Linked DNA regions of Mus musculus: regions 1, 2, 3 and 5 are each linked to region 4. A link is a loop called in an ENCODE intact Hi-C map of the cell type or tissue named here. Cell type or tissue: heart. All regions are shown on one strand. Links, peaks and the distances in the headings refer to the core of each region. The heading gives the core; the rest is flanking DNA. Region 1 has its middle 44 kb from the start of Neurl1b. Region 2 has its middle 29 kb from the start of Neurl1b. Region 3 overlaps Pgap6 (post-glycosylphosphatidylinositol attachment to proteins 6). Region 4 has its middle 38 kb from the start of Neurl1b. Region 5 overlaps Luc7l (Luc7-like).

What was found. Hi-C counts contacts between places; a loop is a spot of excess contacts. Peaks named below come from ENCODE experiments on the same cell type or tissue, not always from the same donor. Only the 100,000 strongest peaks of a DNase experiment are listed, where the experiment ranks them.
Region 1: a loop joins it to region 4, with 2.1 times the contacts of the local background. A loop is called at or near these places in 4 of 42 quality-filtered maps.
Region 2: a loop joins it to region 4, with 2.0 times the contacts of the local background. A loop is called at or near these places in 3 of 42 quality-filtered maps.
Region 3: it touches region 4 in a loop (2.2-fold over the local background); 2 of 42 quality-filtered maps call a loop at or near these places.
Region 5: it touches region 4 in a loop (9-fold over the local background); 5 of 42 quality-filtered maps call a loop at or near these places.

The regions. Positions count from the first base shown.
Region 1 is chr17:26,367,489-26,373,391 of GRCm38, reverse strand. No RefSeq gene overlaps it. Among named protein-coding and RNA genes, the nearest start is that of Neurl1b, 44 kb to the left of the region's middle. In heart, for the core only: a CTCF peak has its summit at 2,368 (motif pointing right); DNase peaks (open chromatin) are centred at 2,718 and 4,891; H3K27ac peaks cover 713 bases; H3K27me3 peaks cover 275 bases.
Region 2 is chr17:26,382,942-26,388,844 of GRCm38, reverse strand. No RefSeq gene overlaps it. Among named protein-coding and RNA genes, the nearest start is that of Neurl1b, 29 kb to the left of the region's middle. In heart, for the core only: no CTCF peak of the experiment used is centred there; DNase peaks (open chromatin) are centred at 554, 2,864 and 3,434; H3K27ac peaks cover 928 bases; H3K27me3 peaks cover 416 bases.
Region 3 is chr17:26,117,243-26,123,145 of GRCm38, reverse strand. Pgap6 (post-glycosylphosphatidylinositol attachment to proteins 6) reads right to left here. Exons shown (of 13, transcript NM_021793.2): 4 at 5,608-5,735; 5 at 5,139-5,407; 6 at 4,717-5,036; 7 at 4,194-4,284; 8 at 3,990-4,113; 9 at 3,611-3,747; 10 at 2,684-2,862; 11 at 2,461-2,607; 12 at 1,490-1,606; 13 at 1-1,208. The coding sequence ends at 912. Among named protein-coding and RNA genes, the nearest start is that of Mrpl28, 3.3 kb to the left of the region's middle. In heart, for the core only: a CTCF peak has its summit at 2,811 (motif pointing left); DNase peaks (open chromatin) are centred at 515, 2,691 and 2,881; H3K4me3 peaks cover 6 bases; H3K27me3 peaks cover 2,972 bases.
Region 4 is chr17:26,449,785-26,455,687 of GRCm38, reverse strand. No RefSeq gene overlaps it. Among named protein-coding and RNA genes, the nearest start is that of Neurl1b, 38 kb to the right of the region's middle. In heart, for the core only: CTCF peaks have their summits at 2,881 (motif pointing right) and 3,890; DNase peaks (open chromatin) are centred at 3,017, 3,107 and 3,587; H3K4me3 peaks cover 382 bases; H3K27ac peaks cover 503 bases.
Region 5 is chr17:26,274,203-26,280,105 of GRCm38, reverse strand. It overlaps Luc7l (Luc7-like), which reads right to left. Exons shown (of 10, transcript NM_028190.3): 6 at 4,256-4,432; 7 at 2,472-2,560; 8 at 744-773; 9 at 1-145. Among named protein-coding and RNA genes, the nearest start is that of Luc7l, 24 kb to the right of the region's middle. In heart, for the core only: a CTCF peak has its summit at 3,207 (motif pointing left); a DNase peak (open chromatin) is centred at 3,955.

The DNA.
Region 1 (5,903 bases), core at 243-5,242, 82 kb after region 4:
AGGCACCCAGCAGTGCTTGAGCCGGAACAAACAAGCATCCCATGTCTGACAGCATGGATCTGAGTCTTGCATCTCCCTGTGTGTCTACCTGCCACCATCCTGAGTCCAGCTCCCAGCTTTCCCTTACTCGAGTTGCCCAGAACTTATGTTCAGATTAGGAAGGGATCCAGCTTACTTAAGGGGTGCATGTGGGTCCTCCCAGGCCCTGTCTTGCAGTCCCTTGCAGCACATACCCGAGAAACAGCCCCTGAACAAACTCAGGGGAGACCAGCTTGCTCTTCTGTGTACAAAGCAGATATGGGCACTTTGCTTGTTTGGTTTGTGACCTCAATGGATGCTTGTTTATGGGTTCTGTCCCAGCCCCTGCCCTTGTGCTGCCTGGGGCACTGGGGAGGAGCCCGGCATCAGTCCCTCTCTCCACACCCCTGCAACCAGCTAGGAAGGGAGTTAGCCCTCAGTGGGAATATGCACTGTCCCCTCCTCCCTCCTGGTCATCCCACCCTCAGGAAACTTGATCTGCCTTCCATCCCAAGGTATTGTCTCAGGCCTAGGATCCCAAAGTCTTGCTTTGGATACCACGGCAGGGTTGGGCAGGATAAAAAAAAAATGATAGAGAAATGTTCCCAGCTCCTGGGACAGAGGGACAGCAACAGATTTCAGTCAGGACGTTGGAGAGTTTGAGTGTCGTTTGCATTGGAGGTTGGAGCATTTCTCTATCATTTCTCAGCCTTTTCTCTGGTCCCCTGTGATGCCCCTAACCTCGAGTCTGTTCTCTGTGCAGCACCACAAGGACCCTCTGCAAGCAGAAGCCGGAGCCTGTGCCTCCCTGGCTCTAAAGCCTGCAGTGGCCCCACAGATGCAGGCTCTGGAATGGCCTAGAAGTTTCCTCCCTACCTTGACTATCCATCTATCCCTCCTCCCATCACCAGAGTTGTTTAGGTGAGAATCTAGGTCCTTGGAAGCCCAAACAAGCTAGGTGTGTCCACTCAAAGGCCAATGAGACAGACAAGTCATGGTGAGAAGGCGAGGTCTGTTCAGTGTGGCCACACTGTAAAGACCAAATGAAGAGCTCTGGGGACCCCCCAAGTCCATCTTTAGGGTCCTGTCACAAGGGTTCTGCTCAAATAGAAGGCAAAAGACATGTGTAGCTAAGCATCTCTGGTCAAGGTAGAGTCTCATCTGTCACTGACCCATCATGGTCCCAGCTCCTGTCTCTCCTGTGTACCAGGTGGTCTGACAAGGTGTTAGAGCTGTGTAGAACATCTTTCCAGAAGCTAGCATCTATCCCCACTCCCTCTGGCTAGCATGAGGTCTCTGCCTTTTCCTTCTCCCAATCTGAGACTCCTGGGAAATTCCAACGTCTTGGAGGCCTCAATTTCAGGATTCTGATATCCAAAGGAGGGGTGCAAACATCTCTAGGTTATCTTCCTCCTGCCAGGGTGGCCACACCTGGCTCCCACGGGGCCAGGCTTTTTCTTGACTGCTGTCTCCACTAACTAGCCTGCCTCAAGGTCTTTGCCTCAGCTGCTCCTGGGCCTGACTCCCCTCCTCCTGTGTCGGCCTGTCAAGGGACCTCTGAGGACCATCTGTTTATCTAGCAACTGGTGCCCTGTTCTTGTGCTTGTCCCCTGCCATGTCCGTCTCTTCCTAGCTCACCATTCAGCAGCTGGCACACAGAACACACATATTCTCTTCAGGATGCCACCTGTGCCTGCCATCCTGCCCCACAGATGCCAGCTGCATAGTCAGGGGTCTTGGTCCTGCTCATGCATACATCTCCCATGCACACAAGGCTCCTGGACCCCCAGAAGGTATCCAGTATTTGCTGAACTAATCATTAAACTCACCACAAACGGCTGGATCGAGAGCAGGACCCACTGGCTGACCCTAGGCAAGCTTTGAGCAGAGACCTCCAAGGGAGTTGGACTCAATCCCTTTGTGGTTGAACATTCTGATTCCTCTCTGAGGTTGGGAATGGAAAGAACCCAGGGCTAGGAGCTGGGTCAATTTGCCTCGTTCCCAGAGGCTCCCCCTTAGCAGCAGTACCTGAGGGCTGCTTTGCAGGGATGTCATGGCAGGCCATTCCTTTCTGGCTTTCCCTGAAGTCATGCACTGGCCACGAGTTGACTCACTGGTGAGTTTGCCTGGCACTGGGTGTGTGTAACTAGGCTCCCAGCATTCCCTGCTCCTGCTTGACTTTGAGCCCATATTCTTTCTTTACAGCTTCTTAGACCAAACCATGCCCCGAGGTGAGGTTGCCCCTCTCCCACTGTGCACACAGAGCCTCTGGCATCCCCAACTCTCCCAGCATGACATGAGATACTCCCAGTCCCCTGACCCTCCACTGAAATCACAGCTCACGGTAGACCAGCAGGGGGAGCCCAGACCTTTTTCTGTTGTGGTGGCAGAAGAGGGTAGAGGTAGAGAGCACACAGTAGGCAAGCAGCAAGATGTCACCTCTGCCCTAGGATGTTGGTATCAGCTGCCAGACTAGCCTGCTGCTTCCTTCTCTGCCCCTTCCTGTCATCGTGGACTCAACTTGTCACCCACAAAAGACTCTTGTCCTGAACTCCCAGTCCAGGGTCATAGTGTCTCTGTGGCATTACCCTGTGCCGTTTCCTTCCTGACATATATTGTCTCTGAAGTGGCATTGTTTACGTCAATGGTCCCTTCCTTCCCTTCATGTTTGTCTCTGAGAGGCAGGGACCCTGCCTCCGCCATCCTGTCCTCATGCTTGGAGCTGTGCCCAGCACACAGAGGATGTTCAGTCATTGGTGGGGCACGCTAGCAGCAGATGCCCACATTGGGAGGATGGAGTCTGGAGGAGTCTGCCTTGTTAGTCGGCCATTTCACTAAGTCTCACGCTTTCTTAAAGCATCACATGATGTCATTCACCCTGTCTGTGAGCGCTTTCAGTCTTAAGGACGGTGTTTGCCTCTCAAGAAAGTGATTAAAACCAGTGCTTTGGGGAGCTGTACTTCATTTCTGCTGTTGTATGGAGGTGGGAAATTCTAGCTCTGGCCCAGGGGTCGGGATAGCTGCGCAGGCTAAACTGGAGGAGCGTGGGCTTCCAGGTCCTGCCATAAACTGTCCTGGGCCACCTTTAGGAAGACAATTTGGCAACATTCCACAACATAGAGAAATGTGAAGACTCTAAAACTGTCCTGGGCTGTAAAATATACACACCGCAGACCTTCCCCACTGTGACCACACCCTTTGCAATGGGACTTGCTATATTGTGAAGACGCCTGTCTGCGGGGTCAGGGTGCTCGCCGGGTCTCTTCATTAGCTCATCACTGAGAACGTGCAGCTCTGACTCCAGGCTTCAGCTCCTCCACGGCTTTCCTCTCCTTGAGCCCCGTCTACATCAGAACTAACCGAACCCATTTGATGCAAGAAAGGAGGCAAAACAGAAATGAGCCCGTCCATGACCAGCCAGCCCCGATGCCAACCTCAACCCCATAATTAAACAAGTAAATCAACACTTGAGCTGGACCAGATCAGTAAACCACCCCAATATCAGTTGCCTGGTGACAAGTGAGAGATTGGTGTTTTGGGCTTTTTAAGACTCATTACATAGCATCGCTGTAGCAATGGATGAGTGATACAGATGCTTGGTGGGTCCACTCCTTGGAACCTGCCATGAGAAGCACAGATCAGACAAGATACCAAGTCAAGCCTCTTCACTGGGCCACACTACTGGCAAAATGTGGTACAGCCACCCTTAATCCATCAGGGAAGCTGGCTCACTAGAGATGGCTGTCCTCACAGTGTGGCTCTAAGCCATGACAGGGACAAGGATCACCCTCACAGGGTTGCACGGAAAGGCCTTGGTGTTCTGGTGCCTGGAAGGGAGAAGAGTCACCCCAGTGTGTGAGACACATTTCCCGTGGGAACCTGTCTGAAGTGTCCTGAAGAAAGGTCTGTGAGGGGCTTGCTGTGTATACACGGGCTTCTAGAACATTCTACAAGATGCTTCTGTGTTCCTATTAAGCGAATGTCCTACGCAGTTCACCCATGTCATCCAAGAGCCAGGCCCCGAGCTGTCTGCAGGAGTGTCCACAATCTCCTCTAGGAAAGGCTGGGTACCTCATTCAGGACTCGCGAATCTTGAGTTCAAAATCATATAAAAGGCACCAACCTATTAAAAGGTGTTCAGCAATTTTAATTACCAGAGAAGCATGCATTGAACCCACAGTGAGATCCTGTTGTGTAAAGATCAGGGCCCTGAGGATGTGGTAACTACCACCACACTCAGCATTGCAGAGAGAGAAAACTGGCATGCCTGCTCTGGTTTACGCCACTAAGCATGTGTTTACCACTAACCCCAGTAACACTATCCCCTGCTATCTACCAGCGAAGGGAAAAACCATGTTTACCTAAGCAGCCGAAAATGTTATTGATAAATGAATGGGATTAATTAGAGGTATCACGTCTATACAAATGGAATACAATTCAACCATGAAAAGGAACGGACTTAGGAACAACACAGATGTCTCTCCTAGGTCTTGTGACCACCATCTGCCAGAGAAGCCGGTCCCATCTAGCTATCCAGCCCATTCATTAAAGTTCCAAGCGAGAAGCAGTGTGTGGGAAGGACTGCTAAGCTGGAGGGCAGGTGGGCGGGCGCCAGCAGATCCAGGCAGGAGCAAACTTTACTGGAAATGGTTTGCATCTTGATTGTGGTGTGGTTTAACGGGTTACGGGTTTATGGGTGGTTTTATCCAAACTGTGAATTTTATTGTATGCAGATTCTATCTCAGTCAAACCAACAACAGGCAGAAGACTCAGCTCCTTCAGCCAGGCCTCTGGGTCCCGCTCTGCTGCCTCTGTCTCCTTATCAGATGTGAACCAGCCCAGCTTCTCCCTTTTCAGGCTCCCTGCCAGGCTCCCAAGACAGTGAGTAATTAGGGCTCAGGAGTCTTGAATATGGAGCCAAAATCAACAGCTGGATCAGACCAGATGCCAAGCTGCCTCCAGCTAGGCGCTGTGCTCAGCCTCCTGCCCCCCACCTCTCCAGAGCTCCACCTCCCCACAGTCCAGTCAGAGCCATCAAGTCAGGGCTACGTCCCCTTGGTCTCCAGTCTCAGCTGCAGAAAGTCCCTGGAGTCTCTGTCACATAAGCAGCAGAGTGCCCCTGTCCACACTGAAGGACTTTGTTATCCTTACATTACAGGCCTGGAGCATGATCTCCTTCCATCTGTCTCCCCGCTCCTGAACCCCTACCTTGAGCAGATTCTCCAAGGTTCTCTCTGTTCTCTCTCTCTCTCTCTCTCTTTCTCTCTCTCTCTCCCTCTCTCCCTCTCTCTCTCTCTCTCTCTTTCTCTCTCTCTCTCTCTCTCTCTCTCTTTTTTTGAGGAGAGCTAGTAGCCTGGAGCCCCAGTCTAAGCTGTAGTGTTCTAGTCTCATGGAACCATTGGTCCTCGGGGCCCTGAGGAGGCAGAAACATTGTGGAGACTTCCAGCCACAGAGGGAAAGGTGGCACACGCTGTCTCCTGGACTGTGGGGTCTGGAAGTGAGCCTGTAGTATGTGGATCTGTGATTTAAAAAAAGAAGAAGGCGGCTTTCGGTTGAGGAGTGAAGGTGTTCCCAACCTACAAAGGTTACTCTCATGTGGTCTCCTGCCCCTCACCAGCAAGCCAGTGTGCTTCTGAAGCAGCTCTCTAGGAGGCCCTGTGGGACACACAGTATGGCAGTGCAGATAGCTGGGGCTGTGTGTCCTGGAGCAGCTTGCTCAGCGTCTCTGGTCTCTGAAAATGCACACCCTAATGGGACCCAGGATGGTGACACTGTGTGGGAGCATCTCCATGCTTTGTACTCCTCTGAGGCTTAGTCAAGGGCTTTCTCCTCCAGATGGTCATCAACCCAACCCCAGCCACAGAGGCACGCCTCCCAGCTGTGCT
Region 2 (5,903 bases), core at 512-5,511, 67 kb after region 4:
ACTCATTTGTGTGGGAAGTGGTGACCCTTCCCAGCTCTGAGGAGAGCTAACTGGGCCATGAGGGTGCAGCACCCAGCACAGCACCTGGCACCCAGCAGGTCCTCCATTGGTGACAGCTTGTTGGGTTCTATCAGAGCTGATAGAAAGTTCTAGAATCAAACAGCAAGGATTATACATATATTTAACGTCACTGAACTGCACACTTTCAAATGACTACCAGGTCAGTTTGCATGCTGTGTACTTGACAGTCATCCCACTGAGCCACACAGTGCTTCCTGATGGCTGCAGTGATCCTTCTGCATGCCACCGTCCAGGGTTAATCCTCACACTCTGCCTCCTTCCCTCTTACAGACACTCCTCAAGCTGACCCAGAAGCTGACTAATAATGCTTGTTTTTTCCTCTTCTTGGAAGACTGGATCCCCCAGAGAGCATGCACAGGGCCAGGCTGGCCAGAGGAGGGACCTGAGAGACAGAGCTGACTGTCCTCTGATACTTCCTTAATGACACTTGGCAGCCTGGGTTAAAGGACCCACCCAGCCCAGAATGTCTGAAAGGCATCCCTTGTCTTTCTGGATCGGAGATGTGAGCCCTGGAATCCACCCTGAGTCTACAGTGAACCACTGGCTGCTGCCTTCTCCAGCAACAAGTCAGCTTGAACTAGCTTCCTGCAGCATCACACCCCTTCCCAACTTCCTACTCTGCAGTGCTGGGCTAGGCGAGGCTGGCCCACTGGAACGAACACTCGTTTTTTCCTTGGGGCCACAATTTCATTCACTCAGCCTGGTCAAAACCAGAGACGCTCGGATAGATGTTCAGGACGCCAGTCTCTGCCCAGTGGACCCACACAGGACTGAAAGGAGACTCAGCAGAGTTGCAAGGCAGGTCCCTGGTTTGGGGGAGGCAGATCTGGGGAACAGAGAGGAGAGACAGAAAGTGGGAACATGGTAGCAATGTCCACCATACCCCCTATCTCTTCCAGGCAAGGCAGGTTCATACTTGAACTTCCTCAGAAACCAGTCACTTTCTGCCCTGTCTCTCTCTAGGCAGCCTCCCCCTGCCACCATCCACTCACTGCCCAAATGAACACTCAAGAGTACAAGCCCTCTTTTTGCTGGCATGTTCTAGAGGCTCCCTGTTGCTCTCTGGAAAATGTCTGGGCTCTTGAAGGATCCTGCTGACCTGCCTTCCCTCTCCCCACACAGCTGGCCTCACGTTCACACTGCAGCACCCAGGGTACACCATCTGTGCCCCATCTGCCCCCTGCACTGGAAGCTCCTCCATTGCTTTGCCATGGAAGCAAGCTCTCTCTTAGGACCGAGAAGGTGAATCCTCCCTTGACAGCTCCGTGAGAGGAGGCGAGTGTTTACACAGAGGCACCACGCTCATAGATGGGCTTGTGCACAGATGCTCGAGTGTTCTAGTGTGACCTGGAGCAAGGCACTTAACCCTCCCGAATCTACGTCCTTGACTGCAATGTGGGCTGAAGGCACTGCTTGTCCAGGTGTGGTGCAGCGTTCACATGAGATGACGGATTCTGGGACTTGCCCTGCAGGTGACCATGGCCCCAAGCCATAACCCATTACTATATTTTGAGAAAGTTCCAGAAGAGGGAGGAAGGAGAGGGAGAAGGGGTCATCTGTCAGGAGCCTGGGAGGAGAGACACCCCCAGGTCCATCCAGGGAGGGCTTGAGATGGCTGCTGGACTAAGTTTACTGTACGTTAAGATTTGTATTTTCTTTTTGTGTGTGCACATACATTTGTGTTTATGTGTGGCATGTGCATAGAGATCAAAGGACCACCTGCAGGAGTTGGTTCTTTCTCGCATATGGGTCCCAGGGACGAACTCAGGTTGTCAGGCATAAAGGCAAGTGCTTCACCCACTGAGCCACTTCTTAGGCACCCTAGCACCCTTATTTTTCCACATCCAGAAGAGTTGGTAGGTGAGCTCCTAGGTGTGCCAGTGAAGGCCTTGGCCAGGGTGGAGCCCAGGGAGCAGGACTGTGCATGAGTGGGAGAGGTCAGAAGGTGCCCAGGCTGAGCACTGAATAGTCAGAGTGTTGCAAAGAGAGCAGGGTTTTGCACAGAAAACACCCCAATGTGTAAGAGTGGTCACCTCTGGCTGATGCAAGCTTTTAATGGTTTAAAAAATGTAATTAAAGACTCTTCCTCGCTCCCTCACTGTTATTTTTCATGCCCTACCCCAGGTGCATGTTGATCAACCCAAAAGCTAGGCTGGAATCCTACTCCTGGGCTCGGGTTCGGTTGCCTAACAAGATAAACACACACATACAGGCACACACACACACAGAGGCACACAGGCACACATACACACACACAGGCACACATGCACGCACACACATACACACACACACACACACATAGGCACATATACACACACACCAAGAATGAAGAGATCCAGCCTCTGAAAATCATGGTACCACAGGTAGATAATACAGTCAGTGAATCTTACTTGAATACCAAAAATGGCCCAAGCTTAAATTTGAGAAAGATCCAGGAGAGGGAGGAAGGGGAGGGAGGAGGGGCCATCTGTCAGGAGCTTGGGAGGAGAGACACCGCCAGACCCAGCCAGGGAGGGCTTGAGATAGCTGGCGGAATAAGGTTTAGAATAGAAAGTTCTATCTTGGGAGCAATCATCTGCCTAAGTTGGAAGCCATCTTTACCTTTGTCCGGTCTACCCATTGAGCATCCCAGCCAGCGTGGCTTGCTCACCACCACCCACTACTCAGCTCTGAAGCTGTTGCCAGGAAGGTAGACAGAGAATTAGCAGTCCTTGGAGCCAATCACTCCATCACACCAGAATCAACATGGCCTTAACACAGACTCAGCTTCCTGTCCTTGTGACCAAGCTACGCCCTGTCATTGGTAAGACCTTCAGGCTGCTTCTAGCACAATCAGCCTGGAACACAGGTCAGACCATGCAGCACCCTTTAAATGTCTTCACGGGCTCCTCAGCCCTGACACAGCATTGGGAGCCATTTCTATCCCACAACTTGTCAGGTCCTCCACAATGCCCCAGCACCTCAGGTCTGTTGATAGTGTGCCCACCTTCCCTACACTGCCAAGCAGCTCAGGCCTCTTGGTCAAGAGTGGAGGGGGATGGGCTGGAATGTCTCCAAGCTTCTTAGCTGAGGAGAACTCTCTCCAGCAGGGGAAGCAGCAAGTGTCTTCTGTCCCTCTGGTACCTTCTCACCCTTGAAGCGCCCTGGGACCCACAAATGAGTGTTGGATGTCTCCCCTCAGCCCTGGCAGAGCAATGTGGATTCGGAGTCTCCTTCTTGGCTACTTTGGCTTTCTCTGTTGTCCACGCCTCTTTCCTTTTCCTTCTCCAAGAACCATGAGATGCCGTGACAGAGCCCAGCCAGTGAGAGGAAGCCAGGCAGAGAGGCCCGTTTGTCCTGCTCAAGTTGAGTTTCCGTCAACAGCTTTTGTTTTTCCTGGTTAAGCGGTCATGTGGTGGAGCAAGGTTTTCAGGGCACCTTGGCTTGGTCAGGGCTTCCTCACTCCTAAGCTCATTGGAGATGTGTGAAGTGGATGGGAAGTGGGGAGCACGGTGGAAGGGAGAGGACTTCCTGGACTCAGGATTGCAGCCAGCAGATCCTCGCATGGCCAGCTGATGTCTCTCTATCTCCCCAGCCCCCGTCCACCACTCTGTACATTTCTCTGGTTCACTAGTGAATATCATTTCCCATCAGGGTCTCCAAATAGCCGCTTTTGTTACCAACCCTTCTAGATTCTCTAAGTCTTCATATCTAGTAAAAACGCCCAGCAAGTTCTTGAAAGCCAGAAGGTCAATTCCTTCATCCAAAGCAATCATTCTCAGCCTTCGTAACTGGTGGCCTTGTGTGGTGGTGACCGTCAACCATGAAATTATTTTCGTTGTTACTTCATAACTGTGTTATTAGACGCGTTCTCACGACCGGCCAGGAAGAACACCACAGACCAGAATCTTCTGCGGCAAAGCTTTATTTCTTACATCTTCAGGAGCAAGCGTGTAAGAAGCAAGAGAGCAAGAAGCAAGAGAGCAAGAAGCAAGAGAGAGAGAAAACGAAACCCCGTCCCTCTTAAGGAGAATTCTCCTTCGCCTCGGACGTGTCACTCCCTGATTGGCTGCAGCCCATCGGCCGAGTTGACGTCACGGGGAAGGCAGAGCACAAGTAGTCATAAAACACCCTTGGCACATGCGCAGATTATTTGTTTACCACTTAGAACACAGGATGTCAGCGCCATCTTGTAACGGCGAATGTGGGGGCGGCTCCCAACATAACTGCAATCTTGCTATTATCACAAATTCTAATGTAAATATCTATGTTTTCCTGTGGTCTTAGATGACCCCTGTGAAAAAGTTGCTCAATGCCCCCAACAGGCTGAGAACTGCTGGTCTAAGGTGTCCATGTAGGCTTTCTTATCTGATTCTCATAGAAACCTGCAAAGCAGGTTTTCTCATTATCTTTACTTAGGGAAAAAAAAAAACAGCCAAGGAAATACAATTCTTGGAGCCCTGGCTTGCAAGCAGGAAGGACATGGATCCAAGGCCTGCACCCTGGTATGCATTGCCTGGCTCGGCTCTGGATCAGATGCATCTTTCTAGCTCACTCAGCAATGAGAAGAAGGGAGAGCTGCATGTTACGTCCCATCAGCCTCCCACAGGGCACAGACTTTGCCCATGTAGAGCTTCTGCTCAGGCCTCCTATGCAGGAAGCGGCCATCAGGACGGCCAAGTGGTGAGGGATGAACTTTGTCGGTGGGCAGCCACGATGTCTGATCACAGCAGCCCAGCTGCCTATTAATCCTCAGGCCACAGTGAGTTGCCCGCCATCTTTCCAAGGTACCTTGGCCATGAAACCCACATCCCTGAAAGCATCTTTCAAGACTAGCAGGATGAACCACACATGGACCAGGGACTTCAACCCAGTTTCTTTGCCCTCGCTGGCTCCGTGAACAGTCTCTGCTATGCATAGTCACTACACCCTAGTTCCTGGAGGTCCTGTTAAAGAGCTTAGAGGGGCTCTGTGAGGAGACAGTCAGAGTCCCTCAAAGGCCCCGGTTCTTCTACACATCTGCTTCTGTGGAACTCACTGGTGCAAAATCTCCCTGAGAAGCCCTTTGCTTGGGCCTCCTCTCCGCCTTGGTCCAGCATGGAAATGCTATTGCTCCAGACTGTTTCCCTTTTCAGTGTGGTTTAAAATACAACCCCTGACCTTTGCACAGGTTCTCAGAAGAAAGTAAATATTGAAAACATGGGTAGGAGATTCCATTAAGTATTTTCACCTTGTTCTGTGACACTGGGGGTGGGGGTGTCAAGACTGCGGCTTAAGATATGTAAATGACTCAAAATTAGGCAGCAGCCCCTGGGCAAATGAGCTTCTTTGGTGGCAGGGAGGTGGCTTGGGCTTGCTCTGAGTGGAGTCTGGGCTTCTCTCAGCTGCCTGGCATCCGGTACATTCTTCCTTAACTTCTGGGCATGCTGTTGGACTTGGCTACCCTCTGTTTATTTATGAAGGGCATTCATTACTATAAAGGATAATTTTAGTATTATTGAAAATGTTCTGCTCTTTTCCCCTTTACCATTTATGTCAAGCGAAACCAAGGTCTGGTCAGCCCACCTCTCTTTCCCCTTGGTCAATAACGAGGGACCTGGCTCTGTCTCCCCATGCCCCTGGTCCCTCTCCCCCTCCACATACCTTCCTACTGGCTGGTCCTGAGGGCAGCACCTGCCAGGAAGAGGGGAAGTGGGGACTAGCCTTTGCCTCCCTGTCTCCTCAGGACCGTTGGGCTCTGGGCAGTGGCCCTGAGGTGTCTCTGTGCCTTCTAGAGCTTCTACAAAAATGCTATGAGAAACTGCACTACCTGCTTGCCACTTAACTTTCCCCTCCCTCCCAGG
Region 3 (5,903 bases), core at 447-5,446, 330 kb after region 4:
ATATACACATTTCCCCTTTCAGGGGCTAAAGTGTGCTTTGGTGCCAAATAAAGGATGTTAGTAGCTTGGGAAGGAGCCCAGAAGCCCACACCTGCAATCCCAGTACTCAGAGCAGATGAGCCTCACAGTGGGAACCAAATGGCCTGGGCACACAGCACTACCAGCTCAGTGACCCCAGGAGACCAGAAAGATTGGGCTGGGGATCCAGAACCCACTCCTTAATCCTCAGTTGATCCAGTAGGGGTCAGCCTCATCCAAGTGTCTAGGGCCAGCACAGGAGAATGCTCACCAGACTGGGGCCTTGGACCCCTTAAGAGAGAAGGGAACACTAGCGAGCATTGTGTGCCTTCTGGAGCCAGACCTCATACAGCTGAGCAGCCTGCTACCTCAGGCTCTCCCGAAGGCCTCCTGCTCCAACAGACAATGAGGGAGGGACAGCACACAGCACTCCAGGTCTTAATCAGCTCTCTGATGACCCTGGACTCTACCATAGCAACTGCAGCAGGAGGGTATCCCCATGCCAAGGCAGGATGGCATTAAGGGTACAGGATGTCAGAGACAGTGAGTGACCTCTGTGCACTCAGACTTCCTTGCTTGTGGGTCTCATATCACGGCTTTCCAAAGGAAGGGGACCACAGGAATCCCTTATCTGTATCCCCATCCATAACAGCGTGATCAGCCCACACGTGGCACCTGTGGGCTCCAGGTGGAAACAGCTGTGACCTTCAGAGGAATTGGCAGCAGCCATAAAGATTTTTTGGGGTGGAGGGGGTCTTCTCTGGAGAAAGAAGCCAAGCGTCTCAGGACAATTTTATTCAGATGGAAACCTGGTTGGGGCTAGACAAGCACCTCTCTCGCTTGTCCTAGCTGAAGAGGTCATTAGAGTTTCAGGTGTCCATGAACCAGCCTTATCAGGTCACTGTGTACAACTCATCCCGATCATTCCTGCAGATCTGGTAGTGACAAGGGAACTTCTGCAAACAGGCCCAGGACCCAGCTTTTTCCTCTCGTGGTGGCAGAAGAAATGCTGCACTACCAGCCAGTAGGATGTGCCAAATGCTGTGGGTGTAGTAGTAATTGTCACTGGTCATCATTGAAGTATACATGGCGATGCCAACGGAAGCCATGGAGATGCCAGGCAGGAGGTAGAAGACCCAGCGCTGCCAGGAGGTTGGGTAGCACTGTCCCCGGTGCCCACAGCGGTATATCTAGAGTGGATAGCCACATGGGAGTTGGTTGGTTGGTGCAGACCCAGAGCCAAGAGGTATGGGGTCTATCTAGATCTGGGCAGGAGAAGTGCATATGGCCTCATGCCTAGTGGTTATCGGCACAAGACCTAAGGCACATAGCCAGACTGGGGCTCTATGGGTAGCTGCTACCGACTCTAAACAGATGTGGAGTTTTGGAGCCCTCCCAGCATAACTGGAATTAAGGGCCTGGCTCTCTTCTCCATGAGTCTGAACAGGAGACTATATGCCCTGTTCCTTACCCACATGGAGGCCATGATCACAAAAGCAAAGACGCAAGGTCCCATCAAGTTCCAGATGCCCCTGCGATCCATCTGCAAGGACATGGCGATGACGAGTGTGCCGAGGACAAGTAGTACCTAGGAGAGACACAGTGGTTTGTGAGGCCATAGAAGCCTTTGGCTGGAATCACCTGTGATAGCACGAGACACAATAGGCAGGCGCTGGGGTCAGGGGCGCTGATTACCCAGGTCAGCTTCCCAACATCCTGGCTCCTCTCCTCTGTCGGCTCCTCTTAAGACTCTGCCCCGTTCCTGCTCAGCCCCTGGGAGGGAAGTACCCTTCCTCTAGTCCCTTTACTGTGTCCAAAGGACCTTTGGAGGACTAGGTGATGATGTCCACTCCTAATGGGCAGTCTTGTACACACTTGCATGACCGTGCATACCAAGCCTTCCAGGATCTACAAGCAGGGTGGCCTTAGATGCAACCTGGGAGGGGACCCATGCCTAAGTTTCTATCTGCCCACTGCCTGAAAGTTCATGCCCTCCACACTCAGCCTGCTGGATCTCCAAATTCCAGAACTTTCTCCTCCCACTCTTTGAGATGATATGGGTGCCCCTGATGGGCAGTACCCAGGCTATAGAGGACACAGCTCACAAGCACCGAAGAGTCACCTCTATTGTCCAGATGCTGCATAAAATCCCCAAGTGCCCTTAGACAAGGAACCCAGGAACATGGCTCCAGCTTCTCAGGGAGGCCTGCCCTGACTCCTCTTTGAGATTAGGGTCCCGGTCCCCATCTTCTTTCCTGGCGTCCTGACGGCTACACCTTTCCCTCACAGCTTCCTACAACGTCCTCCAGTAGTGGATGACGAGTTCTCTTGTGAGATCCGATACCCAGTCCTATCTGGTCTATCCCTCTCTGCCACGTCATGTACTGTATGTGAGGGCCCCTGCTTCCCTGGAGCCCAGGCTTGGCATCAGAGGCCACTCACCTGTTTCAGGATTGTCTTCAGACGGGCCATGCAAAGAATGGTCACCCAGGTGGACGCCCCAGAGCCCAGAAAGTCGCAATACTGTAGCGTGTCATAACTGAGGATGCACAACACTGCCTCCCCGGGTTGGTCACAGGCGTGGTAGAACTATGAGGTGAAGCGATGAGCAAGCAGACCTGACCTCCCCACCCAGAGTTCCCGAGAGGGTTAGGGCCAAGCCTACCGTGGAGAAGAACATGGTGTAAAAGTAGACAGAGGCCTCGACCAGGAAGGAACGGTGCAGGGATATAGCAATGGGGGCCAGGAACATGAGGTTGCTGAGCGTGAGCAGAAGCGCTGCTGCCCTCTGCTGGGCTACGGTCTGCGCTGTGCTGTTGTCGGTGCAGCTCCACCCACGCCAACCTGGGGGCCACGCAATACCTAGGCATGAGCTTCTGAACTTTAGGGCCCTTCCTCGCCCAGAGGATGCTGTGTAGACAAGCCTGAGGGAATCCACGGGCATAGGAGGAGGAAATCGGCACTAATAGATACTGGTATATGCAAGAGTGGGCAGGCACGGGCAAGTGGGGACAAAAGTGGAAGATGCATGTAGGCACGGGAGGGTCTGGACGAGCACGTGTATCCATAGCAGGCATGGTCAGGAGTGGAGAAGGAGGGATAAGCATAGTTGGTACAGGGAAACAGGTATGGACGGGTGTGTGTAGACACAGGTAGGCGTGGCCAAGTGTGTTCTGCTGTGAGCAGGCACATGGAGAAGGCTGTGTGAACCAGTACGTGTAGGTAAGGGCGGACAGGTGTGATAAGTTGGTAGGGACAGATGTAGAGATATGTGGACACGTAGGAGCCAGTGTGGCATGCATGGACAGACGTAGAGACTGTCGAGGAAAAGTGTGAATCAATATGTAGTCACAACAAAACGTGAGCAGTAGGACACAGCTCAGACAGGAGTGGGTAAGGCAGACAACTGTAGGCACTGAGTGGGTAAGGGCAGGCAGGATGCAAGCAATGCCACAGTCAGGAGGCAGCACCCCAACCCCCCCACAAATCAGTGTCCCTTACACCTAGACTGGGGGTCCCAAGTTAGCAGGGGAGCGTGAGAAGGAGTGGGAGGGAGTGTCACCCCTGCTTGGCCTGGCAAGCTCATCCTCACCTGCCTTGCAGCTGCAGCCTGCGTACACATAGCCGTATCTACGGAGCAGGAGACACTGGCCGTAGGGCCCACAGTCATTCAAACAGGGCACCAGATACAAGATGGTCTCCACGCGAACCACAGCCTGTTCACAATCCCTACAAAGAAGTGGCCTGAGAAGGCTGGTTGTAGCGCTCCTGTTGGTGGCTCTACCACTAGGACTCCCAGGCCTAGAGCCAAGCCCTCCAGGCTCCAATGGCTGGGATTCCCATTTCCCCTGCTTGTGCTGCTGTGGGATGGGGGGCAGGTGGAAAAGGAGAACCCCTCCAAACTCATAGATGCTTCCCACTCTCCACTGCTACCAGCCCATGTCATGTTGCCCAGGCCCAGATTCACATACTCAGGACTCTCAGGGCACACAAGCTGCAGGGAGAGGTACCAGTTGTCTGTCTCCGGGAAGGGCATGATGAGGTTGGCCATGTGAGATGAGGCTCTCAGAAACATGGGGTAGCCCTGGAAAAAGGCTGCATGGGGTGGGAGGGCCTGTCAGAGGTGGCTAGAGGGGCCAGTCAGTCTCTCCACCAAAACTGCCTGCCCAGAATACCTGTGGTGCAGTTGAGTGAAGTGTTGAAGCTGAGGAAAGGGGAGGCAGCATTCACACAAGCTGCTACCAAGGTGCCATTTGTGACCTCTGTCTGGAAGGGGAAGTAGGGTAGGTTAGCCATTGTCACCCCTCAAAGACATCTAAGGAGCAGTTTGCCTCCCCACCTTGTACTTTAGCTCGGTCATGCTGGGTCCTTTTTTTGAGGGGAGGGAGGCCGCCTGCTAGCCCAAAGTTCATCATGGTCCAAATTTTCTTCAGCTGAATTATCTTCAGCTGTCTCCTGTTCTGGCCATTTCCCTGTCCATTTGCACAGATATAATTATAACTTCTACCAGGGACAGGGCTTCGGGTAGGGGAAGTCTTTTATCTTGGAGGAATCCCCTTCTGGCCCATGCTATTGATAGCATGCTATCACCTACCAGGTCCCTTCACCCCAGTCTCAGAGCTGAAGTCACCCTGTACCCTGAGCCAAGCCCAGGCTACCAGCAGCTGTAGACTGCTTCAGTGGGCTTCCAGAGGATACCTTGTTAGTCCTCAGGACGATGATGAAGGAGCCTCCGCTGTCCATGCCTGTATCAAGGCGGAGCTGCATTACAGAAGGCATGCTTGAATGCACTAGCACGAAGGCCCCATTCAGGGGCTGGAAGTGTACAGACACCACATCTGTGTCCTCCCTCAGGACTGGATAGTTCAGGAGACAGAAGGGGCCACTGTCCACCCTGCTACTCCTGCCCAGGTCCCGGTGGACAGCGCTTTGGGACAGCTGGATTGCAGAGGTATCATAAGTCTGGTTTGGGTTGTTTTGTATAAGATGATGGATGGTCACACTCCATGGCCTACATACTGTCAAAAAGACAAGGGGCTCAACCGGAAGAAAGCCCAGAGCTCTGGGGGAGGTAGACAGAGCCCGTCCACCCCGCCCCACTCCCCTCCCATGGAGCCCACCTGTAAAGACAGCTTTAGCAGTAAAGCCCACTGTCACATGAGGTTCAGCCAGGCTCTCAAATGTCACTTGTAACCACCGGCCCCAGGGTGGAGAGGACAGTAGCAAATGGCAGGATGGAGCGAGGCCAGTGCAAGTCAGCACCCTCTGGAAGTTTCTAGGCAGGGTGGTTGCCCCCACTGTGACACGTACTGGGCAGCCGGGGCTCACACTGGACACACAGCCCTGCAGTTCCAACCGAAGCTCCTGGGTGTATTCAGGGACAAAGATCCTGTGGCAAGGTGGTGACTCAGACTTGCTAGCTCGCACTGGGCACTTATTTCTCCTAACATGCTTACAGGGAGATATCTGACTTCTCTTCCCAGCGCGTCTCTACGCTTTCTCACCTGCAAGATGAGATGGTGGTACCACCCACCCTAAACCCAAAGGTTTGCAGCTACAGGACAGACTTGGCCTCCCTGATCCACTCACTTGAGGTAGCTGGGGTAGGAGAGCAGCGTCTGTGGGAGGGGAACATCAGGCTCTAGGGTGGAGACTTCAACCACCCTCATTACCAGCATATCAGGCTGGAAGATGTAGGCACAGGTTGGAACAAAGCCCTGAGGGGAGAATAAGGCAGGAAGTGATAGGGGTTAGAGAAGGTAGGACATAGGCCAAAGGAGAAGACGGAGTTGAATCTAGAGTCGGGTAGCTGAGAGTAAGGTCTGCCCAGACATTGACAAGAGGCTGGGTCCTCCATGCATCAAGCGGTTCAGCCTCCATCCCCG
Region 4 (5,903 bases), core at 622-5,621:
GAATGCCTTTGCCTTCGGCTCCAGCTTTCTGGCCTGCCTTTGGCCTTCTGGACTGACTATCCATGTGCTTTTAAGGATGCGTTTCGTTATTTTACTGTGGTGTTGGGGATTAAATTTGGGGCTTCTGGTGTGCTGAGCACATTGCTCTCCAGAGCTGCATCACCAGCCTCTGTGGGGCTGTGGGTGTTGGGGAAGGGGGGGGAGGGAGAGAGCCATGTCCAGCCAGAGTTCTTCCTGTGCTCTGGACAACGGGACGTGGGAGGACTGCCGGATGCTTTCCACTTGCCCCCAGGTGAGCATCTAAGCCACTGACCCCACTTGACGGGGGGTGGACAAGGGGCAGCCCCCAATAACAGGGTCCCGGGGTGACACCCTCGGCCCCAGGGATACGGGAGAGAGGGCAGGGGGAGAGAGGTTCCCACACAAGTAAGAGTCCTAAGTCCGGTCATCTTCTATCAGGAGATTAGAAATGGCTTGTTAGGAGAAAGCCTATCCCATCATCCATGCACAGCAGGACTTGATGAACAGAGGCAGTCTATGGTTTTAGAGCTTTATTGTAGAAAGGCAGGGAGAAAGAGAAAAGGTAAAAGGAAGAGAGAGACCAGCCATGGCCAAGAGGAGAGAAGGGGGAAAAGGAGAGAGAGAAGAAAGGCTAGAGTAAGAGAGAGAGAGTAAGAGAGAGAGTAAGAGAGTGAGAATAAGGAAAGTAAAAAGCTTAAGAGAGCGAGGAGAGAGAGTAAGAGGTGAGAGAGAGAGAAAGGATGAGGAGAGAGAGGAGAGTAAGGGGAGTAAGAGAGTGAGATGGGGCCAAGCAGTCCCTCTTATGGTGGGCTGTTATCTTTACTGTTGCTAGGTAACTGGGAGGAGTCTAGCCTGAAGGTCAGAAGCTTGGGACATTGTCTATGTGACTACTAGCCACAGCTTCTCCTGTGGGGGCTGTGGGGCAGTAACTTCGACAGGAGCCAGGGGTCCAGGAGACATGAGGGAACACCTCATGTAGGTGAATTATCACCACCAGGTTCTACCGGGGTTCACAACCTCGGCTTGACTGGAGACTAGCCTGTCTGTGCATAGCCCATTGCCCCACATCTGTTTATCTATTTTATTTTGGTTTTAAATTGGTATAATATTTATTCTAATGACATCATATCACACAGATGCTTTCGTGACTTTTTTCTTGCTTGGTGTGTCTGGGACATTCATGTCATTCCCAAGCAAGCCCTGTGAGTGAGTCTCAGACCCGTCACTGTGGTGTTGGAGAGAGAGGCTTTTGGCCTAATGTTTGGAGGATATGGTGTAAGCTTTCATTTTTCAAAATGTAATTTAATGATGGTTCTTAAATGCTTTAACCTCCCTTCTAGCCCACCATCCACCAGAGGTAGTAGAAAAGAAAGGTTACTAGGATACGGGGGAAGTGGACCTGCTTAGAAAATGTTCTTTGGAGCAAATCTCATCTGCATTGTCAGGAAATCAGCAGTTCAGTTCATAGGTCAGTAGAGGCAGCTCGATCCACTTGCAAACACTTCACGGATCCACCAGCAGTCCAGTTCAGTAGTGTCAGGATAGCAGCAGCGGTGGCTCAACCTAGCAGAGACAGCCAGGCCTCAGCAGACTAGGCACGAGTCAGCAGGAGAAACAGGACCACCAGGGATGTCAGGAGTTCTTGGCTGTGCCTCTCTCAGTGAACCGACGATATGCCATTGAAGACGAGAGACCAAGAAGCATTGCACAGCTAGCTCTACAGGCAAGCCCCGTCACTGTCCATTGGGTCCTATTTATACTCCCTCCAAATGTCATGTGTCCTCTATGGGTCTTGCCTGGATATGTGTCTTGCCTCAGCACATGAGTCTCTCTTAGCAAAACTCCATGTGAGTTTGTTATCAATTGACATCACTCTGACAACCTGCCTGAGTCCACGGAAGCAGCAAGAAGCCACCAGTGCACCACCAGAAGTTTTTTGGTGTGTTTCTCTCTATCGGGTCCTGACAAATGATGAGCAATGGTAAGGCACACCATTCCCACTCAACACCATCCACTGTCGGTTGGATCCTTCTAAACAGCATGTGTCCCAGTGAAATGTTCCTTCACAAGTCTGCCTAAGTGAGACATCCTTTCACCTGTGTCCTCTTCAGGGAAACACTCCTTCAGGCATCTGCCCCAGCAAAACACTATCTGACACAACTGACTTTCCAAAGAAACCAGAAGTCTCCACTTCAGTATGGCCTATCTGCCCGAGGGCCACTGTGTCCCTGAGAGGGCAGGCTGGCACTATTGCTGCTTGTTGTTAGCTAGTGTGCAGAGGTAGCCACGCATGTTATCAGTTATCATCCTGAAAAGTAACTGGCTTTGTGACCCAGCAGAAACTTGCCACACACTAGACCATGCCTCTGAATCACTGGGTCACAAATTCCTCAAGTTCTGGGATATTCATATTCCAGTCGCTAAAGCTATACATTTAGCACTCCTAATATGCTGTCTTATGTCTGTGTTCCCATTGCCTCTCTTTAAGGTTCCTGGCATAGGTAGGCTGGGTGAATTAAAGTGAGCCTGAGACCAGTGACCTGAGGCAAGGACCAGGTGCATGACCCACCTCCTGGTCCTTCAGGGTGTGGTAATCCTGGGATCCTATCGGGGTCTGAGCTTCTCCAGTAGGCTCCCACCACCGTGCCAGGCCATCCAAAAACAGCCTCCAAGTCACCCTGATATCCCCACATCCTGAAAACACCAACCTGCAAAGCCAACTACTGGGTTTTCACTTTCCTGATTGCTGGGTGTCACCTGGAGGGTGACACCTGGAGGGTGCTGGGTGGGGTGGAAGTGTTGATCTGGATTTGATCAGAGAGCCAGCTGCCTATGTGAGTTGGAGGGGCGCCACATTTCATCATGTCCACTAGAGGGAGATGATGTTTCATCTTCCAAAAAGCCACAGTTGCCTCTCTTCAAAAAGCTGAAACCCCTTCCAACTTCAGCTTTATGGCTTTCCAGAGGCCTAAGTGTGGGCTGTCCCTGAGCAGGGGCCCTTGTGTCAATTCAGGGAGGAAACCTGCTTAAGAGCCGTCAGGGAATGGCTTCTGAGGACATCTTGGGGAAGAGCCTGATGAGGCAGGAGAATGCCAAATTGGACTGTTGCCCCAGACCCAGTGGTGCACCCACCTGCTGACCTGTCTGCTCCTTGGCCGGGCAGCCCCTTTCTGCTGGTGGGACTCAGGACAGTATCCCTGCTGGCCAAAAGCTGCCTGCCTCTAGTGCCTGGCTTTTCTGAAACCTTAGAAGAGGCTCACCTAAGCCTCGGCCTCTGTATCACCGCCACAGTAGCTAAAGCAATGCCCCTGTGAAAAGGTGTCTCTATTTTTCAGGGCACAGCCAAAGGGGGCCTGTGTGGAGGTGAGATTGGCACAGAGAAGGAGGAGTCTGAGAGGGAGCAGGGGGAGTGTCTGAAGGATTCCCTTTTAGCAACTTCTGACGTCTATCCTGTGCTGGCTCATGAGACCTTCCCCTCGGCTCATTTCCATCCCCCTGAAGTGGGCTGGCTGTCCCTGGGAGCAGTGCAGAGGCTGGAAGCAATGACTGGGTTTCAGGCAGCTCCACTGCCTTTGCTGGGGAAGGCCTGGCCTTTCCCACGCCTCCCCTGGAATTCGAGACTGCTCCTGGGAGTTGAGCAAAAGTGTGACTTTCCCTCCAGAGTCAGAAGGTTAGCCTCCCAGGCCTGGACCAGCATTCTTGACCAGGAACCAAAACAAACAAGGGGACGGGGCCAGAGCAGGCTCAGAAGCAGGCCTGGTAAGCCCCTGTCTCAGCACCCTGGTTTCATTCTTTGTGGGAAGGAGGTGCGCTAAATTTAGAGACCGGTTTGGTGGAGGTGGGACAGAACTCAATAGCTCCACCACGTGGTGGTAGACTGCAGGGAGCAGAGCTGTGTATAGCCCAGCAGGTTGTCACTGGGGGAACAAACAACTGCCTAGTCCTCTTTATCCAAAAAGAGACACCTAACACCCCAAGGGGGCAAATGCAAGCATTGTGTTGCAAGCACCTTCCTTCTGGCCTGCAGCATCCATGTGCCCTCCATGTTCCTGTCTGCAGCTCACTGCTTCCACCTGGGGCCATTGTGAAGTATTTGAGGGTTACTCAGCTAGAGCCCTGCCCTACCACGACAGCAGATCTGACAAGCCAATTAACTTCACTGTGGCTACTGGCTGAGTAGCATATACATTGTGGACACTTGGAAGGATGTATGTACAGTGTAAGCCTGTGGGTCATTTATTACCAGAGTGTTCTGTGTAGTATTCAGACCAAGGTTGACTGTGGGTAAACCATAGAACGGATGGAAATCAGGATAAAATAGAGTCCTGTACTTAGCATTGACTATGTGGCATCACTGTGACCTAACCCACAAGGTGGGGGATGCCTCTCTTTCCTCAGAGATCCAACTAGGCTGAGAGGGAAGGGGTTTCACCCAGAAGCAGGTCTGGACCTGAATGTGTGTTCATGCTCTCTCATCCACCATGCTAGATCCCAGAGGCCCTGTGCTAGCTGACACCAAAAGCCCCAGGCAGTATGCCAACCTACTGGCGAGAAGATGGAGTTTAGGGAGGGGCCTCCCTTTCATAGATGGCTCCAGGGTGCTGTCACATGCAGAGTGATTTTTTTGAGATAGTGGAGAGGGTCTCACACAGGAGGTGGGTGGAGTAGTGTGTAGGCTCCAGGACTGCCAAGCAACTCCAGAGCTGATCTTGTGCTGCTCGGGCAGCTGAGGCTGCAGTAATAGGCCTTATGTACAGCCTCGGAAAAGATGCCTAGGCCTAGGCGGGCCACATCTGGGACAGCAGGCAGAAAAGGGGACCAGGGCTGGTACCTCCTCTCTGGATGTATTTAATAGTCAGGGTCAAGTTTTGTTTCCAGAACTGGATGCCCGGAATACTTGAGTTCTTCCCATCTTCATGTAGAAGTCAAAACAACTTCCAGAACCAGGCTGAACCTATAGGAAGCCTAGGTGAGACCCTGGTTCTGGGAGGGCACAATGGTACATCATCGTCCAGATATGGCCACTGCTTCTCTTTGCCCATCTGTGTTTCAAATTAATGAGTGGTCTTTTTCTTCTTTTTCTTCTCTTTCTTTTCTCCCTTCTCTTTCCCCACTCTCTTCACTTCCTTCCTTTCTACTGGAGATTTAGCCACAGGTCAGCTGGACTGCAGCAAAAGAGCCAGTCCATTCAAAGCCTGCCTCACCTGCAGGCCCTGCCCTCATCGAGCCTCCTCCTCCTCTGCTTCCCTACAGGGCCAGAACACCTGGGGAGGTGGGTGAAGGCTGTGATGAAATTCCTTGGAAGATTCATTTGCCTTGGTAAAATCACCAGGACTAGATGCTGGAGCAGAATGAAGAAGTCAGAGAAGAAAGCTTTCGGCTACACAGTAAGGTAGAGAACTCCTGTTTCTGGTCCTGCTTCTCTTTAGTGGCAGCAGGGCCTACTCCAGAGTTTTTGTGAGGACCGGTGGATGAAATGGAAGTCATTCACGTGTAGGAAGTGCTCACTAAATGACCCCTTATTGTTAGCTCTGTGTGCTACTCAGCGTGCAGAACCTCAAGAGCGAGGGAAAGAGAAATTTGTGTGCATGTAAGATGGCCAAACCCAGGGTTGGCTCAGAGTCTGTTTGCAGGAGTGGTGGGGGCTTTGCACACTCAAAGAGAAACTGGAGAAGGCAGGGACAAGTGTGCAAGACCAGGAGGGACACTGACGACTTCCTTGCATTGCTGTGATAAAGCCACTATGACCAAAAGCAATCTGGGGGAGGGAAAGATGACTTCATTTTATAACACAGTCCTTAATGAAGGGAAAGTGAGGCAGGAACTCAAGACAGAAACCTGGAGGGTGGAGCTGAGCTGGAGATGACAGAGACACACTGTTT
Region 5 (5,903 bases), core at 371-5,370, 180 kb after region 4:
GGAAGCCCGGCGGTGACCCCGGCTGTGGCTCCGGGAACGGCTGCGATGGCGCCTGTATCTATCTCGGGATCTGGAACGGGAAAACTTCCGCCGCTCTCTGGAGGTAGACCTAGACCGCCTCCGTCGACGATCCCGGGAGCGTGACCTGGAAAACCCAGATGATTTTGAAAGCTAAGATGTCACTGGGATCAAACCACCCTCGTTCCTCAACTCTCAGCATCTATTGGCCTTCAGGGTTCTTGGGATTCCTTTTTCCTCCTACAATGTACAATTTGGAAGTGAAAGTCCCCTGAATTAATCGGAAGGCCGTATCTTTCCCCTGAATGTTTCTTGAAAACATAGGTCTTGGCCAGGTAAGGTGGCATATGCCTTTAATATCAGCACTTGGGAGGCAGAAACAGGAGGATCTCTAAATTCAAGGCCAGCCTCTTCAATAAGAATTCCAGGACAGCCAAGTTATACAGAGAAACCCCATCTCAAAAAACAAAACCAACCACCACCAACCCAAAAACAAAAAAGGACTTGGACATTCCTAGTTGCTCTTCAACGGGGTCTCCCCTCACCCCAGCAGTGGCAGCGTATGTGTGAGAGCATGGGAGTCCACGTGGTATCTTTCTACTGTGCTAAACCCTAACATCTATACTCTTCACAAAACAGTCTTGTGAGGCTGTGAACATCAGTTAAATGTTTTTACAGAAAAAGGCACTCAACCTGAGAGCCCTGTGATAGATCTTGAAACCTACCTTCTGCGATCTCGGGTTCTTGATCCAGACCTAAACAGAAAGATAAATAGATGAAAAATGTTAATCCATCTAAGAGACAAAGGCAAATGGATCTCCGTGAATCTGAAGCCAGCTAAGGCAACTTAGTGAGATGCTTCAAGAGTGCATAGATGAGTCTGGCTCTGATCTTTTCTTTGAAATTAATCCCAAATATTTATCGGAGTACTTCTCAGGCATCTCAAATTGAATACAGCCAAATTCTTTTTTTTGTTGTTTTTTTTTGTTTGTTTGTTTGTTTTGGTTTTGTTTTTGTTTTTTCGAGACAGGGTTTCTCTGTATAGCTCTGGCTGTCCTGGAGCTCACTTTGCAGACTAGGCTGGCCTCGAACTCAGAAATCCGCCTGCCTCTGGATTAAAGGTGTGCGCCACCACGCCCGGCTGAATACAGCAAATTCTAACTCCTATTCCTGGTTCCACCCTCCCTGTTCTAGGTAAGGAACAACTCCAGATCAGAAACCAGAAAGGCAAGCCGGGCGTGGTGGCGCACGCCTTTAATCCCAGCACTCGGGAGGCAGAGGCAGGCGGATTTCTGAGTTCAAGGCCAGCTTGGTCTACAAAGTGAGTTCCAGGACAGCCAGGGCTATACAGAGAAACCCTGTCTTGAAAAACCAAAAAAAAAAAAAAAAAAAAAAGAAACCAGAAAGGCCAGGTAGGCATGATAATACATGCTTTAATCCCAGCATGGAGAAGCAGAGACAATCAGATCCCTGATCTACAAGGCTAGTTCCACAATAGCATGGGATATACAGAAAAACACTGTATCAAAAGACCAAGAAGAAAAGAAACCGTGAGGCCAACTTCATTCCTTCCTAAACAGTCACCAAGTCCAGTCAGTTCTACTCCAGACCGCCTACCCCAGACCTTATCACCCACACTCTTCCTGCCTCTTAACTCCCGTTAGTGCCTCACTGGTGTGGAGGCTTTTGCCAAACACCTTACATTTTGCTTCTCAATGGGCAAGAACATATTCCAACCACATATTTTATGGGAGTCTGTCCAGTGATCCCACATAACCAATTAAAAAGAAAAAAGACAGCCATACAAAGCTTCCACCCTCAAGTCCAAAGCTGATGATTTCCCTTCAAGGCACTGCCATGAGACTGCTGCTTAGCTACCATTAGTAGATCCACTTTTGCCTTCCCTATTTGATAAGGGCTCCATGGCCAGCTGTCAGAGGAGCTGTCTGGGTGAGGTTAAAAGATGGCTGGGTAGCAGTGGGACAGACCTTTAATCCCAGTCCTTAGGAGGCAGAGTCAAGTGGATCTGAGTTTGAGGGCAGCCAGGGGTCTACAGAACAAGTCCCAGGACAGCTGGAGCTATACAGGGCAACTGTAGGGGGTAGAGAGGGACACACGGACAGAGGGGGTAAGAGGAAAAGGGAGAGGGGACCCTTGTCAGCTCCTCCTTCCCTAGTTCCAATCAGTCAGTGTTGCACCTCACCACAGTGAATATGTCATAGGTTTTGCTTTTAAAGGCTACACTGGAGCCAGGTGTGATGGCATATACCCTAATCTCAGCCCTTGGAAAGCAAAAGCAGGCACATATCTGTAAATTCTAGGCCAGTCCGGATTACATTAGTAAGACCCTGCTTCAAAATAAATAAATGCATGCTTTTATATGTTTCAAACACTGATGGCTCCAAGTCACAAAACAGCAACAGCAGTTTCCTAAGGCTAGCCCCCATGCTTACCTCCTGCCCAGGCGCTCTTCTCGCTCTCTCTCCTCTCTTCTCCTCAATCGATCCTGATTTCTTTTTTCCTGTTTTTCAGCCACAGTTTTCTAAATAAATGAAAAAATGGGAAAATAAGGAGAAGCAACAGCTTTTAGGAAACAATATTCTACTCAGTTAAAAGCTAACAGAACACATGAAAAAAAAATTAACCATCATTTTCTACATTTGGTGACAAATTACAGAAAAGGGGCTGAACTTCTAAGACACAGGGCTTAAATCACAATGTTTCAAACCAAGCCATAAACTGTTCCTCCTACAGCCTCTCCATAAGCTTTGTAGTAAGAAATGTTAGTTAAAGAAACTTAACTCAGACCAAAAGCAATAGCACCCTGCTGTTGGGAGTAGAGATGTAGGTACCCAGAAAACAGCTCCCTTTTGATTTGGTGTGTGCTATGATAATATCAGCACAATTCATCAAGCTTGATCCTATATGCAACAGAAGCAGGAGGCTCTGAGAACCTCTACCACCAAATCAGCATCAACTTAAGTTAGCTTGAATGTGTCAAGAACCTCTACACACACCAATAATGCTGAGGGAGGGAGGATGAGAGGACAGTGAGAACACAAAGGAAAGAATGGGACTGAACAGACAGTTCAGCAGGTAAGCTGCTCTGCCATGGGACCTAGAACTTTAGAGCCCACATGTGAGTAAAAACTGGCTCTAACTCCTAGGGATCTGTTGCCCTCTTCTGGCCTCCAGAGGCACTGCAAGAATATGGTACACAAACATATGCATGCAGACAAATTACTTCTCCCACACATAAAATGAAACTTTTTCTTTTTTTAAACCCAGAAATATGTCAGGCAATTTTGGGCCACGCCTTTAATCCCAGCACTCGGGAGGCAGAGGCAGGCGAATTTCTGAGTTCGAGGCCAGCCTGGTCTACAGAGTGAGTTCCAGGACAGCCAGGGCTACACAGAGAAACCCTGTCTTTTGAAAAACCAAAAAAAAAAAAAAAAAAAAAAAAAAAGAAAAGCACCAGCCTCTCTTCCAGAAGACCATGGTTCGATTCTCACCACCTACATGGCAGCTCGTAACTGTCTATACCTCCAGTTTCGGGGAATCCGATAATCTCACACAGACATAAGCAAAACACCAATGTACATAAAATGAAGATAAATAAGTTAAAATAAATCAAAAATAAAAAACAAAACCCAAATGCTACAGGTCCTTCGAGCCCTTGTCGCCCGAGGCTACTGACTTGGGTTCACGCAGCAGCTTCTTTACTTAGGGATTTTCCCCTACAGCTCTCTTCCCCATCAGCTGCTTCTTCTACTCCTTCTTGCAGCTTTACTTACAGCAGCTAGCTTCTACTACTGCTTCTCTTAAAACAGCTGCTTCTACTCAAGGCAAGGGCTGTACCCAAAACTCCTCTACTCGTGCCTACTGACTTCATCCAGCTCCACCCCACCTCATCCAATCAGAATTCACACACGCTCCAGGCACGAGCTCAGGTCAGTCACCGACAGGCTGACAGGTCGGGATCTCGAGGAACAGTCCAGCCTGGCAGGCAGCCCACGCATACAGCCTCACTGCGCATGCTCGGGCGAGGCAGCAACCAACTTGGCCCTCGCCGCCACACCTGCTTCTCGCACCCAAACAAACAACAAAACAAAAAGAAACAAACAACACAGAAACATGTCCAAATCCAACTTAAAGAATACAGATAACTTTTTAAAATTAAAGCTAAAAGTAACCAGACTCCCAGGAGCTCTGCAGAAACAAAATATATTAACATTACCCTCAACTGATCAAGCTTCTCCCGGATCTGAATGAACCCCAGGTGTAACTTGCCCCCGAAGTGGTCTGCAAGCCGACGGTCATTGTCATGGAGACCAAGGTAAGCTGAACAAACCTCGCAAACACGGAGTTTTTGCTGTTGAAAACTGGATGCAGGCATGGAATTTCTATATTCTTCCTATGGGGGAAAACATAAAGATGAGGCATTTCAGAACTGTCACACTGCAAAGGTCGTCCAAGTGGCAAAACCTGAAACATAGGCGACGTTTTACTACATACTGAAACTGGGTTGTTCAGCTTTAGGTTATGTTGGAAACTTCAATTTCACTTTTTTTTTTTAACTAACATTAAAGGCAGGTAGTTCTCTGAGCTCCAGGACAGTCACACAGCTGTCTTGAAAAATGAAAAAACAAACAAACAAACAAAAAACATTTATGTCTCATCAAAAGAAACAAAGACAATTCAAACATGGAGATAAGGACTGTTCTCAGAGATCAGCAGGGAAGATATGTTTCTGAACAAGAATAGGGAAGAGATCCCAAAATCTAATAAAGCCTGGGGCTGAAGACGACCTAGGGTGGCTCCCGCAGCCACGGGAGACTAACAATCATCCCTCCGTGACACCAGTGACAGGTCTGGTGCTTTTCTCTGGCTTCTGAGAACACTAAACACAAGTAATAAATACACCAATAAAGACAACACCCAAATACATATTTTTTTAACTTGAAAAAAAAAATTGAGCTGGAGAGATTGTACTCAAGACTGTATGCTGCTCCCAGGGTGTGGTCACAGACACTTAATCTCAGGAGGCAGAAGCTGGTGAATCTTTGTGAATTTGAAGTCAGCCTGATCTACAACATGAGTTCCAGGACAGCCACAGGGCTGTTACCCAGAAAAACCCTATCTCAAAAGAACAGCAGCAAAAGAATCTATACTGTTCATGCAGAAGAACTGAAATAGATCAATTCCCAGCACTCATGGTAGGCAGCTCGCAACTACCAATAACTCCAACTCAAGGGCAATCCAATGCCTCTAGTTCATTTCAGCAACCTACACTCACATGCATATAGCCCTTCAGACAGAATTAAAATAAATATTTTAAAAGTAAGCAAAAACTAGAGCAGTCGTAGCAATTGTGTCCTAATATCCAGGCTATATCAAATGCAGGTCTAAAAGTTCCGGTGAAAAGGCCCAATCACCAACACTTTCCTTGAAGAGAAAAGTACACAACACATAAGATGCATCCTCCAAGAATACTAAAATGTATATAGAAGCCGGGCGGTGGTGGCACACGCCTTTAATCCCAGCACTCGGGAGGCAGAGGCAGGTGGATTTCTGAGTTCAAGGCCAGACTGGTCTACAAAGTGAGTTCCAGGACAGCCAGGGCTATACAGACAAACTCTGTCTCAAAAAAAAAAAAAAAATGTATATAGAAAAATCTCTCATTCTGCCTCAAAGCAAAATACATCAAACAGAAAGAAATCAGGAACACTGTAACTAGTACTTGAACTCCAGTTAAAAACTGCTGCAAAGGGGCTGGTGAAATGGCTCAGTGGGTAAGAGCACCCGACTGCTCTTCCGAAGGTCCGAAGTTCAAATCCCAGCAACCACATGGTGGCTCACAACCATCTGTAACATGACCTGACGCC